Linked DNA regions of Mus musculus: region 2 is linked to region 1. Evidence: chromatin contacts called from ENCODE Hi-C or POLR2A ChIA-PET data. All regions are on one chromosome and are shown on one strand. Each heading gives the region's core, a stretch centred on a gene start or an enhancer-like site at or near the end of the contact. The rest is flanking DNA. Distances are from core to core; before and after follow the strand shown.

The links. A loop is a pair of places that touch in the nucleus more often than their neighbours do. ChIA-PET counts read pairs that join two places held with the same protein, here RNA polymerase II (POLR2A).
Region 2: a loop to region 1 is called in a map of v-Abl transformed pro-B cells, with 2.8 times the contacts of the local background. The contact joins two enhancer-like sites. A Hi-C loop is called at or near these places in 10 of 37 maps with a recorded cell type or tissue (adrenal gland, gastrocnemius, heart and 2 more). POLR2A ChIA-PET finds 5 or more read pairs at or near these places in 1 of 5 experiments (Patski).

What each region holds. Positions count from the first base shown.
Region 1 is chr11:98,714,312-98,720,279 of GRCm38, reverse strand. It overlaps Med24 (mediator complex subunit 24), which reads left to right. Exons shown (of 26, transcript NM_011869.3): 4 at 1,424-1,462; 5 at 1,710-1,783; 6 at 2,138-2,370; 7 at 3,755-3,866; 8 at 3,999-4,149; 9 at 4,525-4,638; 10 at 5,152-5,199; 11 at 5,796-5,878. It also overlaps the pseudogene Gm31252. Among named protein-coding and RNA genes, the nearest start is that of Med24, 12 kb to the left of the region's middle. Within about 2 kb of position 2,209, at least 1 of the 3 ENCODE cell types and tissues checked has a DNase peak (open chromatin) inside an H3K27ac peak, as active enhancers do.
Region 2 is chr11:98,826,537-98,832,504 of GRCm38, reverse strand. It overlaps Casc3 (cancer susceptibility candidate 3), which reads right to left. Exons shown (of 14, transcript NM_138660.2): 8 at 4,869-4,933; 9 at 3,836-3,950; 10 at 3,547-3,645; 11 at 3,077-3,291; 12 at 1,095-1,217; 13 at 897-962; 14 at 1-244. The coding sequence ends at 939. Among named protein-coding and RNA genes, the nearest start is that of Rapgefl1, 7.3 kb to the left of the region's middle. Within about 2 kb of position 3,494, at least 1 of the 3 ENCODE cell types and tissues checked has a DNase peak (open chromatin) inside an H3K27ac peak, as active enhancers do.

The DNA of each region.
Region 1 (5,968 bases), core at 960-3,459:
ACAGGCATATATGCAGGCAAAACACATGTACACATTAAAATATAATATATAAATAATTAATTAAAATATAATAATTTTTAAAATTATGGAATTATTTTACAGTACTGGGATGAAACATGTACATGTTAGGCACATACTCCACCACTGAACTACACACCGAACACGGGGAGCCAGAGTTTTCCTTTCATTTCTTTGTTTTTGATTTTTGAGCCAGGGTCTTACTATGTAGCCCAGGCTGGCTTTGACCTTTACAGCAGTCCTGAGTGCTGGCTCTCAGGTTCAGGTGTATGGCTGGTGACTTTCTTGCTAGCAGAGCAGGGCAGATCTAAGGGTATGCTTTCATGTATTCACTCTACAAATGTCAGGACTGCGTGATTACTGACAGTGGTTCCCTGATCCGTGGAGGCAGTAGGCGCCTCTTGTTTCCTGGAGAAGATGTTTGTCAGTCCTTGTCCAAATCAGATAACTCACACCCGTGTCTCTGCTGACTCAAAGCTTTGCTGTGACGGTCAGACTGATGTCACATTCAAAGACTCAGTGGGTCTTTAGTCTTAGCCTCCCAAGTAGCTGTGACTACGGGGGCTGTCACTGTGTCCTCCATGGTCACTGTTGTAATTTTTCTGGTGCTGGGGCTTGAGCCCCAGGTCTTGCTCATCTTGGCAGGTACTCTACTGCAGTTCCCTGCCGAGCTACACCTCAGCCTCCACTCATCTTTTTGGCTGGTGGGTTGGTTGGTTTTGTAAAGACAGGGTTTCTCTGTGTAGCCCTGGCTGTCCTGGGACTTGCTCTGTAGACCAGGCTGGCCTCAAACAGAGCTGCCTGCCTCTGCCTCCCCAGTGCTAGGATTGAAGGTGTGTGCCACCACCGCCCGGCACAGTTAATCTTGATAAAAGGAGCAATGGGCCTGATTAGTGTAGAGGCTCAAATAGTTCACATGCACACACCCGCCTCTGTGCTTCAGGTTGAAATTAGGACACATGCTAGGCCGGCACTGACCACCGAAGTGCATCTTCAGTCCAGCAGAGTCACGTCTCCACCCTTGCCTAGCAGGCGTGGGGCTGAGCTTCATCCCCAGGACTCCCTGACCCCATACAAGACAAGACCGTCATTCTGGGTGATTCTTTTGCCCACTAGTGGCCAGTTGAACTTCATTTAGTTTTGGAAAGGAACAGCATAAAGACAAGGCAGGATGCCTTTGGGTACTCGAAACCCTCTCATTCGGCTTATACGCATGCCACTTGCACTGAGTCTGATGGAAGCAGCGATAAGGACAGCACATGTTACTGTGGGCCTTTTAATGAGCTGAGGAAACCTCTTGAAGGGAAGGGGTTGGGGACCTCACGCTGTGGCAGTTTAAGCATCAGTGCTTGCCCCTCCCAAGTAGATGACTTGTCTCAACGTCCTGTGTCTTCCTTCTTTCTAGATGGTGTCCTGCTCCTCTGTGCTCACCGCCATCAGTAAGGTATGACTGTGGCTCTCAGGAGCTGTGGGAGGGGGCAAATAAGGCTACCAGCCTGGCCACTCAGGTCATGTGTCCCCTGAGGCTGGATAGGCAACACCTGATGCCCCCCGCCCAGGAAGGAGGTCCTGGAAATTAGGAACACATTTCCATGTGGCAAGTCTGTGGCCCAGGGCTTGGGGAGGAGAGGTAGCAGAGCTTGTGAGAGGTAGTGCTGAGCCCCCTCCATTGCTCGCTGTTCTTTCTGCAGTTTGATGACTTTTCCCGGGACCTGTGTGTCCAGGCTCTGCTGGATATCATGGACATGTTCTGTGACCGACTCAGGTGAGAGATGGATGTGGAAGCTCAGAGCATTGCATCATCCTTTCAGTGCCGAGGAAAGCCCAGAGTCTAGGGGACGGACTGAGACCAGCTCTGGGTCCCAGGCTGCTTCTGTCTGCCTGCCTTCCCACCTCCAGCTTCTGTTTCCTTAAGACAAAGTGCCTCTTCTCTATTTGGAAGAGCTACTCTAAGATCTCGTCTAGTGGAAGCTGGCTAGACTAGGTGTCTTACCTAGGATTCTGCCAACTTTCCAACTCTGTCCCCTAGTAGTGTTGTGCCAGAGACTCTGGGGGAACATTGGTGTGGGTTGGATTTCAGCTTTTGGAATAGATACAAATTTTCATCCTTTTTGGGTAGTTGCCACGGCAAAGCAGAGGAATGCATCGGGTTGTGCCGAGCGCTCCTTAGCGCCCTCCACTGGCTGCTTCGATGTACAGCAGCTTCTGCGGAGCGACTCCAGGAAGGGCTGGAGGCTGGCACTCCGGCCCCCGGGGAGAAGCAGCTTGCCTTGTGCTTGCAGTGCCTGGAGAAGACCCTCAGCAGCACCAAGAACCGAGCCCTGCTACACATCGCCAAACTAGAGGAGGCCTGTATGTCCCCTGACTCCCCCACACCCTGCCTGCTGCTGCTTCTGTAGCTGGTCCTTTGATTGAGAGGGGAGAGGCAGGATGCCATCCCACTTCTTTCTAGAAGGATCCGAAATCATCCCACTTCCTTTTTTCTCTCCCCATAAGCATTGCATACATCCCAGGGACTTGGGCAGGGTGGCACCCGAGCCAATCAACCAACAGGTATTTACTGAGCCTTCTCGTGTGTCCAGCACTGTGCCAGGTGCTGGAGGGGGGGATGGGGGCTTCCAAAGGAGCATGTGGCAGGGTCCCTGCCCTCAGCAAGCTTACACACTGGTGGGGAGTAAGATTGGAATGCCATGCGCCTGGAGAAATTGGAGGACAAGACAGGCACGTCGTCTGCTCTTGTCTGTCTTCATGTTGCTCGCCTAGAAGCAGATGACTCAGGTGTGACCCGGAACTTCAGTTAAACTCAGTGCCTGTCAGCCATGACTGGATGCTGTTCTCTCTTAACTCAAGTTCTGTTAAGCATTGGCACCTTACAGATTTATAGGAGGGAAGTCTTCATGAGTCCTGAGCCCCAGCAGCTAGGGCCACCTAAGGGTTCTCCATTGACAGGAATGCTAAAATAGGTGACACCCATGTCTTCAGGGCTCAGTGGGAGAGGTTGTTAGGGGATTAGTCTCTCTGGGAAAAGTCCAGAAAGAGACCGATCACTGTGTCAGAATGGGCTGCTCGGACAGCTTTTCTTCATCTGCTTTCTTGTTAGTGTTGGCAGTGCCTTGCCTTCCTGGGCACTTGATAAATGTTTATTGGTAGAAAAGTAGATGAATACTTCATTTTGATGGATCTCAGGTCTCAGTTGTCTTTCTCTTGTCCCTGTGCTACATGGAGGTTAATTGGCTAACTGGTGCCGTCATTCATCATTTGACCCTTTGGGCTTGTAACTAGGATAAGTGACTAGTAATTAAATACTAAGTATGTGCTGTAGACCGTGAGTGCGGCCATTTAAGAGAGTGTCCAGTGGGCTCCACCAGCTGGGTAAGCTATTCAAAGAGCAGAAACTCAAAAGCTGTGTTGGCAAGGTATTTGGAGCTAGAGTAGAAGTGACTGTCCCCGCTTGGCCACTGGATGCTGTACCCACCCCTGTGCCTTGCTCCCATTGCTTGTGTGTCTCGAGTCAGTTGTGTGTAGTCACTGGAAGTCAGGCCCTTGGTATGGTTGCTAGGGGGGTCTTTGTTCCCGGTGCCTACTCCCCTTACCCTACCCTCAGGACTCTGCCTCCTCGTCCTCAGAGGTTCCTTGCTGGATGCTTTCACGGTCCAGGGAGCGCCACGGTCGGGGAGTGTGGACCACGCCCTGCCTCTCCTTCCCAGCAGTTTCTGCCTTGCTTTTTCTCCACCAGCCTCCTGGACTGCCATAGAGCATTCTCTTCTAAAACTTGGGGAGATCCTGGCCAATCTCAGCAACCCCCAGCTCCGGAGCCAAGCTGAGCGTTGCGGCACACTCATCAGGAGGTTAGGTTTCTGCCGGAGATGGGAAGATGGGCTCCATGGTCTGTGTGTGTGTGTGTGTGTGTGTGTGTGTGTGTGTGTGTGTCCCGCTGTCTCCTCAGTTCCCAACACGTCCCCAATGGTGTCTCTCTTCAGCATCCCCAGCATGCTGTCCGTGCACTCCGAGCAACTGCACAAGACCGGCTTCCCCACCATCCACGCACTCATCTTGCTTGAGGGCACCATGAACCTGACCGGGGAGATGCAGCCCCTGGTGGAGCAGCTGATGATGGTGAAGCGCATGCAGGTAGGCGTGGCCAAGCAGGGTGGGTGGCCACTTGGGCTAAGAGGGAGTAGGCTGGTACTTAAGAGGAATAGCTCTTTTTTTTTTTTCTGAGACAGTGTTTCTCTGTGTAGCCTTGGCTGTCCTAGAACTCACTTTGTAGACCAGGGTGGCCTCAAACTCAGAGATCCACCTGCCTCTGCCTCCCAAGTGCTGGGATTAAAGGCGTGAGCTCTTCTTGATTCCCTGGTGGACCACAGATGCCAGTCTCACACAGTTTTTGCCATCTGACCTCCAGATCTTGGTTCTGAGCTGGAACCCTGCTGTGTAGTCACAGCCTGGTTCTTGGAGCCTGTAGACGGGGAGGAGCCTCTTACATCACCCTTGGATTTCCTACAGCATATCCCCACACCTCTCTTTGTCCTGGAAATCTGGAAAGCTTGCTTTGTGGGACTCATTGAGTCCCCCGAGGGCACGCAGGAGCTGAAGTGGACAGCTTTCACCTACCTCAAGGTACCTGGTGACGTGGGAGCTGGGAGAACCAGTTGAGGGACAGCTCTCAGGAGAAGCAGCAGCGTGCTGGATCTTTGCCCTGTGTGTCCCCCTGCTGGCATTTAGTCTAGCCTCCTGAGTCTCTAGCACAGGCTCAGTTGGTCAGTGTCTCTGAGAGGCTTGGCTGCTTTAGCTACTTGGGGTTCTGCTGCTTGTTCAGCCCGTCCTTAGCCAGGTTAGTTCTGGTCACCTAAGAGAGCCAGGGACGGTGGCCCCAGATTCCCTCTGGACCTCGATTCCAATTTGCTGTTAGGATTTCCTTGTTGAGGCAGCAGAAGTGGGGGGCCCGTGTCCTATAGGCCAAGAGACATAGGGTGCTCAGGTACCCGTGTGTAGGCTTACAAATTATTCAGAGTACTGTCTGAGCCCCAAGAACCCTCCCACCTCAGTGCCCACAGCAGGGGATGCGCGGGCTTCTGGGATAAGTGAAAGAGAAAAAGGCCATTGATGTGCCTCTCTTCTCCCTCTGTCTAGATTCCACAGGTCTTGGTGAAGTTGAAGAAGTACTTTCATGGAGAGAAGGTGAGTTAGAGTCTGGTGTGAGGGCATGGAAACGGGAGGATGAGCAAGTGCGAGCGAGGGTCTCTCTCTCTCTCTCTCTCTCTCTTTCTCTCTCTCTTTCTCTCTCTCTCTCCCCTCTTTTTCTTTTTGTTTTTCTGAGACAGGGTTTCTCTGTATAGCCCTGGCTATCCTGGAACTCACCCTGTAGACCAGGCTGGCCTCGAACTCAGAAATCCGCCTGCCTCTGCCTCCCGAGTGCCGGGACTAAAGGCGTGTGCTAAGGGTGGGTCTTTTAGGCTGCAGCTGAGTGGTAGTGTGTTCTTGTGCCCAGAGGAAGCTGTGTGGACCCGTGAACCCCGGTGTATGTCCTTGCACGTGCAGTAGAGTAAAGATGGTGGCTTAGGCTGGCTCCCCTCCTCCCCAGCAGAACGATTGCCTGTGATGATCTGGCTAGTGTAATAACCACATAGAGAGTGCTATGCCTCCAACATCCCACGCCTCCTTACTGGGGGCTGGTGGTGGTCACAGCGGGCTTTCTCTCTTACTGAGCAAGGTGTCCTTGTAACGCTGCTCTTCCGGGTTGTGGGGCCCAGGTGGCAGCTTCTGGTCCTTTTTAGGATTTCACGGAGGATGTCAACTGTGCTTTTGAGTTCCTGCTGAAGCTCACCCCCTTGTTGGACAAAGCTGACCAGCGCTGCAAGTACGAGCCCCCCACCCCACCCCGCTCAGCCCATTTTACTGGAAAGTGTTCTGAGTCCTTCCCCGCTCACTGTTAGATGAGCCGCAGGGA
Region 2 (5,968 bases), core at 2,245-4,744, 110 kb before region 1:
CAGTAAGAAACAGGCTTCTGACGCCTGGGTTGTCCAGTCTCTGCTCCTCGAGTCCAGGCAGCTCAAGTGAGGAGTGAGGTGGAAGGCAGCCACCTGTTTCTTCTCTCTCCAGCAGACCCGTCCTCAGAGAAGGAGGGCCTCATCCTCCGCCTGCTGGCAGGGCCACCCCACACCTTTGAAGCCCTCTGAGTAGTAGACAGCCAGCTGTATTTCCCTTCTCTCCTGAGTTTCCACCTCTCCTGTCCTATTGAGAGTTAAAAGAGAAGAACGGTGTGTCAGTTGGACCTGAGTATTTATATAAGCCTTCTCAGAGGCCCACTTCTAAATAATGTGGTTTATTTGGCGCCGAGGATCAAGTCTAAGACCATGGACATGCTACACCCTAAGCTTCTAAATAATGTGCTTTAATGACCACAAAACAACAGCAATAAAAATATCCCAGAGTCAGGCGTGGTGGCCCACACCTGTAATTTGAGCACTGGGAGGTAAGAGCAGGAAGAGGGAAAGTTTGAGTCTGGCTTGGGCTCAGAGTGAGACCTTACCTTCTAAACCAACACACACTCCCTCAGAGCCACAGAGCCACTTTCTCCTCCTTTCTCCTCAGAGCCCCGTGGCAGCCACAGCCACTCTCTCCTAAAGTCTTTACAACTGGCTTTTTTGGCTTTAACAACTTAAACTCATATTTTTTTCTTTCCTTAATCTAGTTTAGATTGGGCTCCTGTATTTTCATTCTGCAGTTTCCCAAATGAAAATCTGAATGTAGGAATGGCTTCAATTCTGCCCAGTGCATTCATAGATCAAGTTAGCTGAGATAGCATTAATGAGGTGGTTTTATGAAGCACCTCAGTGTGAGGCTAATGACTTACACTGAGAGTCACAGTACACTGGGTACTTACTTTTTCACATGATGTTATACTTAAAATATTCGAAAACTCTTATTAACTGGAACCCCTGCTTACAACCTGAAATAATAAAATTGGAAACTGTTATCATATCATGTCACACTTCCATAGAAACACACCAGAAGAAGAAGAGAAGACAGACCCTCTGGAGAAAGCAGCACCCACATGCTAGGAGAGTGGGAGGAGCCGTACCTCAGGTGGGGGGGGCTTGATGGAGACCGGCTGGGGAGTCCTCCGGGGTGGGGAGGGCTTGGGCTGCACCTGCTGCTGGGCGGGGTTATAGTAAGTCACTCCTCCATACACCTGTGGTGGAGCCTAGGACGCCGCCAGCCAGGAGAAGAAAAAAAAAGTTAAGTATTAACCCAAATTGTGAAAAATCAGAAAACGTTAGCTAACTGCAAAAACAAAAAGCACCGAAGACCATCCATTTTTAAGACATACTTTTGTGTGTCTGTGTGTTTGGGGGAGAGGTGTTGATTGCTTACTCTACATAGTGACTCCCTGTCTCAAAAAAACAAAAAAAAAAAAAAACGGGAGATCACTGGTAAGCCTGGCATTGCTGGCTACATTTAAAGACCAATCTTTTTTTTTTTTTTTTGGTTTTTCGAGACAGGGTTTTTCTGTATAGCCCTGGCTGTCCTGGAACTCACTTTGTAGACCACGCTGGCCTCGAACTCAAGAGTTCCACCTGCCTCTGCCTCCTGAGTGCTGGGATTAAAGGCGTGTGCCACCACGCCCGGCTAAGACCAATCTTTTTTTGTTTTTGTTTTTGTTTTGTTTTTCGAGACAGGGTTTCTCTGTATAGCTCTGGCTGTCCTGGAACTCACTCTGTAGACCAGGCTGGCCTTGAACTCAGAAATCCGCCTGCCTCTGCCTCCTGAGTGCTGGGATTAAAGGCGTGCACCACCACGCCCAGCTTTATTTGTGTTCTTATTCGAATGTTCTTGGACCATGTATAATAAAAGTGATATCTGAATAAAACACCAGCTGTCCAATAGCATTGTTTTCTCTGTCAAATACTGCACAGTCACAGTTTTTCCTGATTGTAAAAACAAACAAACAAACAAGAAAAGAGAAAAAGAAAACTAGCTAAGCATGTCTTGAAGAGCAGCACTCCTCCATGGCCTTTGCCTCAGCTCCTGCCACCAGCCCCCCCCCCCCCCCCCCCCCCCGGCCTGACTTCCTTCAATAATAAACAGTGACGCAGTAGCGTAAGCAAAATAAACCCTTTCCTCCCCAAGTTGCTTTCGGTCACACCACCAGTCTTCTTTTACAGCAATAGTAATCTTAACTATGACAGTGTCTGTGTGAGTGATGGTGGTGCCCTAAGAGGTCATAAAAACGTCATGAGATTCCCCCAAGCCGGAGTTCCTGTCAGTGTGAGCTGCCTGCCTACCATGGTGACAGGACTGAACCTGGATCTTCCGCTAAAGCAGCAAGTGCTCTAACCACTGAGCCACCTTGCAGTCCCTGGTTTCATTCTTTAGTGTCCAGCTCTGCAATCACTGCACTGCCTGGCAACAGAAAGGCTGAGTTCAGTCTTGGCATTCTAGATGCCAGATGGTACCAAGTGCCCTCAGGAAAGGGATGAGATATGCTGTCCAGGAGAAGACCGCATTCCTTAGCACAGCTGAGTAAGTAACACATGGGGACACCCCAAGATATAATGCAAGACACTGATCCTTAAGGAAACTGAAGAGAGAGCCAAGCATGGCTTTCCCAAGGATCTCTGAGTCAAGAGACTGAGGATCATATAGTCTAGGCCAAACAGGGGCTACAGTGAGATTCTACCTTAAACAAAACAAAAAAGCCAAACAGGGTCATGCTTGGTGGTACATGCCGTTAGTCCCAGAACTCAGGAGGCACAAGCTGGTAATATCTGTGAATTTGAGGCCAGCCTTGTCTATAGAGCAAGTTCCAGGTCAGTGAGGGCTATCAGTAAGACACCCCGTGTCAAACAAAAACAAAAACCAAGAAACAACTCTGAAAATAAGCAATGACAAAACATTACATAAGCTGTAGTTCCAGTTCTTGACCACCAAGGGGCGTCCTAGTGCCACGAAGGAGAACCAGAGGCATTGAAATGCTCTGACAATTCTTTTAACATTCTATTTCCCCTTACCACAGTCCTGAGTGAATAAAGGATGTAAACCCAGGAAACATAGGCATCTTACCTGCGTGTTAGGATACAGATGAGGAGGTGGAGGAGGTGGCAATGCTCCCGGAGCATAAGGGTAATTGGGGTTACCAAAATTCATGACACCCGGAGCAGAAAAGTAGGTAGGAGCAAGCAGTTGCTGGGGCGGTGGCTGTCCTGGGGACATGGACACTGGTGGTGGGTAGAGACCCGGGTTGGGCAGAGGTCCTGGTGACTGGTGGGGATGTAAACCTGGGCAAAAAAAGGAAAACAAAAACTGTAGACGAGGACATCATCTTTACGTTGAGATGGCTTAACTTGAACCCCAAAGCACACAGGCCAGAGGGTAGTCCTTAGAATAGGGTTTAAAACGGAGTTTGCTGCATAAGCAGCCAGGGCCGTGAGCATCCGACAGCATGACGGTATTGAAAAGACAGCGTTTGTAGAGTCCTAACCCTAACCCTGGTGTGCTACACCACGACACGAGAGGAGCGCGCGCAGGCTTACCTGGGTGGGGAAGGTGCATTTCCGGCTGTACGATCATGCCCTGTGGGGGCAGTGGGGCAGGGCTGTCACCATGGGTATAGATTGGTCCCTGGAACTGCACTGTAAGAGATATGGAGATTCTTACAAACCCTGACCCTTCATACCACAACAGCAACTCTTTCTGTCCTGCAGACCTTTAAGGTTCTAAGTTTCTCATATGAAGAAAATAGCAACTAGACAATGTGAAATGACCACTGCGTAGCCGGAAGGCTTGTCACTTAATTGCCTTTAGATTTAAGTAACAACTCACATGGATCATAGTAATGTCCCTCCATGATACTGATATGCACAGGAGGAGCAGGGGGCTCTGGCACAGGTCTCTGCCGCTGGGATGAGTAACGCTTAGCTCGACCACTCTGGACGCCCTGAAATAGAAAGAGCTGACTAAGAGTCCAAAGGGTGATCCTCACACCAAGTCCTACCTGCTTTATGTTGTACGACTTAGTATATGGAAGTGTTTAATAAGTGTTCATAAAATGAGCAGAAAAAATTGGTGAAAAACAAAAGCATTTAAACCTAAACACTCTACACTTCTGAGGTCCCAATTAAAACAAAACAAAACCCCAAGAGTAATCAACAGAAAAACTGCTATCAAGAACTTACATTGGCTGGCACGGCAGCCTAATCCTGTTATCTCAGAACGTGGGAATCAAAGGCAGGAGGACTATTAGTGTGAAGCTAACCTGAACTATATAAAATTCCAGGCCAGTCTGCATTAAAGGATAAGGGACCATCTTTAACAATAAAAAGATTGTTTTGGCTTTAACAGAGAACAAACGTGGCCATCTGAATGAAGACAATCCAGATCTGAATGCCTGGTCCCCAGTTAGCAGAACTGTTTGGGAAAGATTAGGAGGTATGTCACTTGGGTAGGCTTTGTGGTTTCAAGACTGGGCCATTCTAGGTGTGCTATCTCAGCCTCCTACTTTTGGATCAAGATGTAAACTCTCAGATGTACCCACTGCCATGTATCTTTGCTCTGCCACCGTGGCCTCTAACCCTTGGAACTGTAAACCCAACCAAGTGCTTTCTTGTATGAGTTGCTTTGGTCATGGTGTCACATTAACTAGGTCTGGACGTGGTGGTACACATCTCTAGTATTTGCAGTTGGGAGGCAGAGACAGACAGATCTCTCATAGTTTACACAGAAAGCTTCAGGCCAGCCAGAGCTAAACAGTGAGACTCAACACTTTCTTCTGATAGCACTGGAGGTCAACCAACGGTTCAAGTATTCTCTACCACCAAGGTGCACAGCCCCAGTCCTCCTCTTCCCACTTCTGTACCATTTCTTCCATCCGGTTAAACTGAGGTGGGGGTCCTGCTCCCATGTGGATGTGGTTAGGCACACCTGTAATACACCAACAAGTCACTGGTTGAGAACAGATAACTGTGAACAGGATTCATAGGTACCATCAAGAAAATAACAAGTGGCCGGGCGTGGTGGCACACACCTTTAATCCCAGCACTCGGGAGGCAGAGGCAGGCAGATTTCTGAGTTCGAGGCCAGCCTGGTCTACAAAGTGAGTTCCAGGACAGCCAGGACTGCACAGAGAAACCCTGTCTCAAAAAAAACCACACACACACACACAAAAAGGAAAATGAAAATAACAAGTGTATTCATCCTTTAAAACTGTCTGCTTAACTTGTTAGTCTCTGTGTAGCCTTCATTGTCCTGAAACTCACTCTGTAGACCAGGCTGGCCCTGAACTCAAGTTCTAGGTGATCCAATGCCCTCACATGTAGTGTATACACATCTATTCAGGTACATGTGTGTACATACCAAGCACATAGGGACATAAAATAAATAAATGTTTTAAACTATCTACCGTCAATTTGAACATCTTTAGATAGCAACAAAGCCCTTAAAAAAAATAACTAGCAAATAAACTCAAATGCAATTTTTTTCCTACTAAAAAAGGTATTTCCCTATACAGAAACCTTGGGAAACTGTAGCATATTATTAAACATACTATAACATGCTGGCCTAAGTGTCTCCTAATGATACTAGATATGAAAAAGAGATTATATTCTCTCTGGATAAAAATTACTTAAAATTGGGCTGGTGAGATGGCTCAGAGGGTAAGAGCACTGACTGCTCTTCTGAAGGTCCCGAGTTCAAATCCCAGCAACCACATGGTGGCTCACAACCACCCGTAATGAGATCTAATGCTCTCTTCTGGCGTGTGTGAAGAGAGCTACAGTGTATTTATGTATAATAATAAATAAATCTTTAAAAAAAATTACTTAAAATTAAGACATGGCTAAGTGGTTAAAAGCACTCATGGCTCTTGCAAAGGACCAGATTTGATTCCTAGCACCTATGTGGTGGTGGTGGCAGCTTACAATCACAAGTTATACTAGCTTTAAGGAATTCTATCCCCTC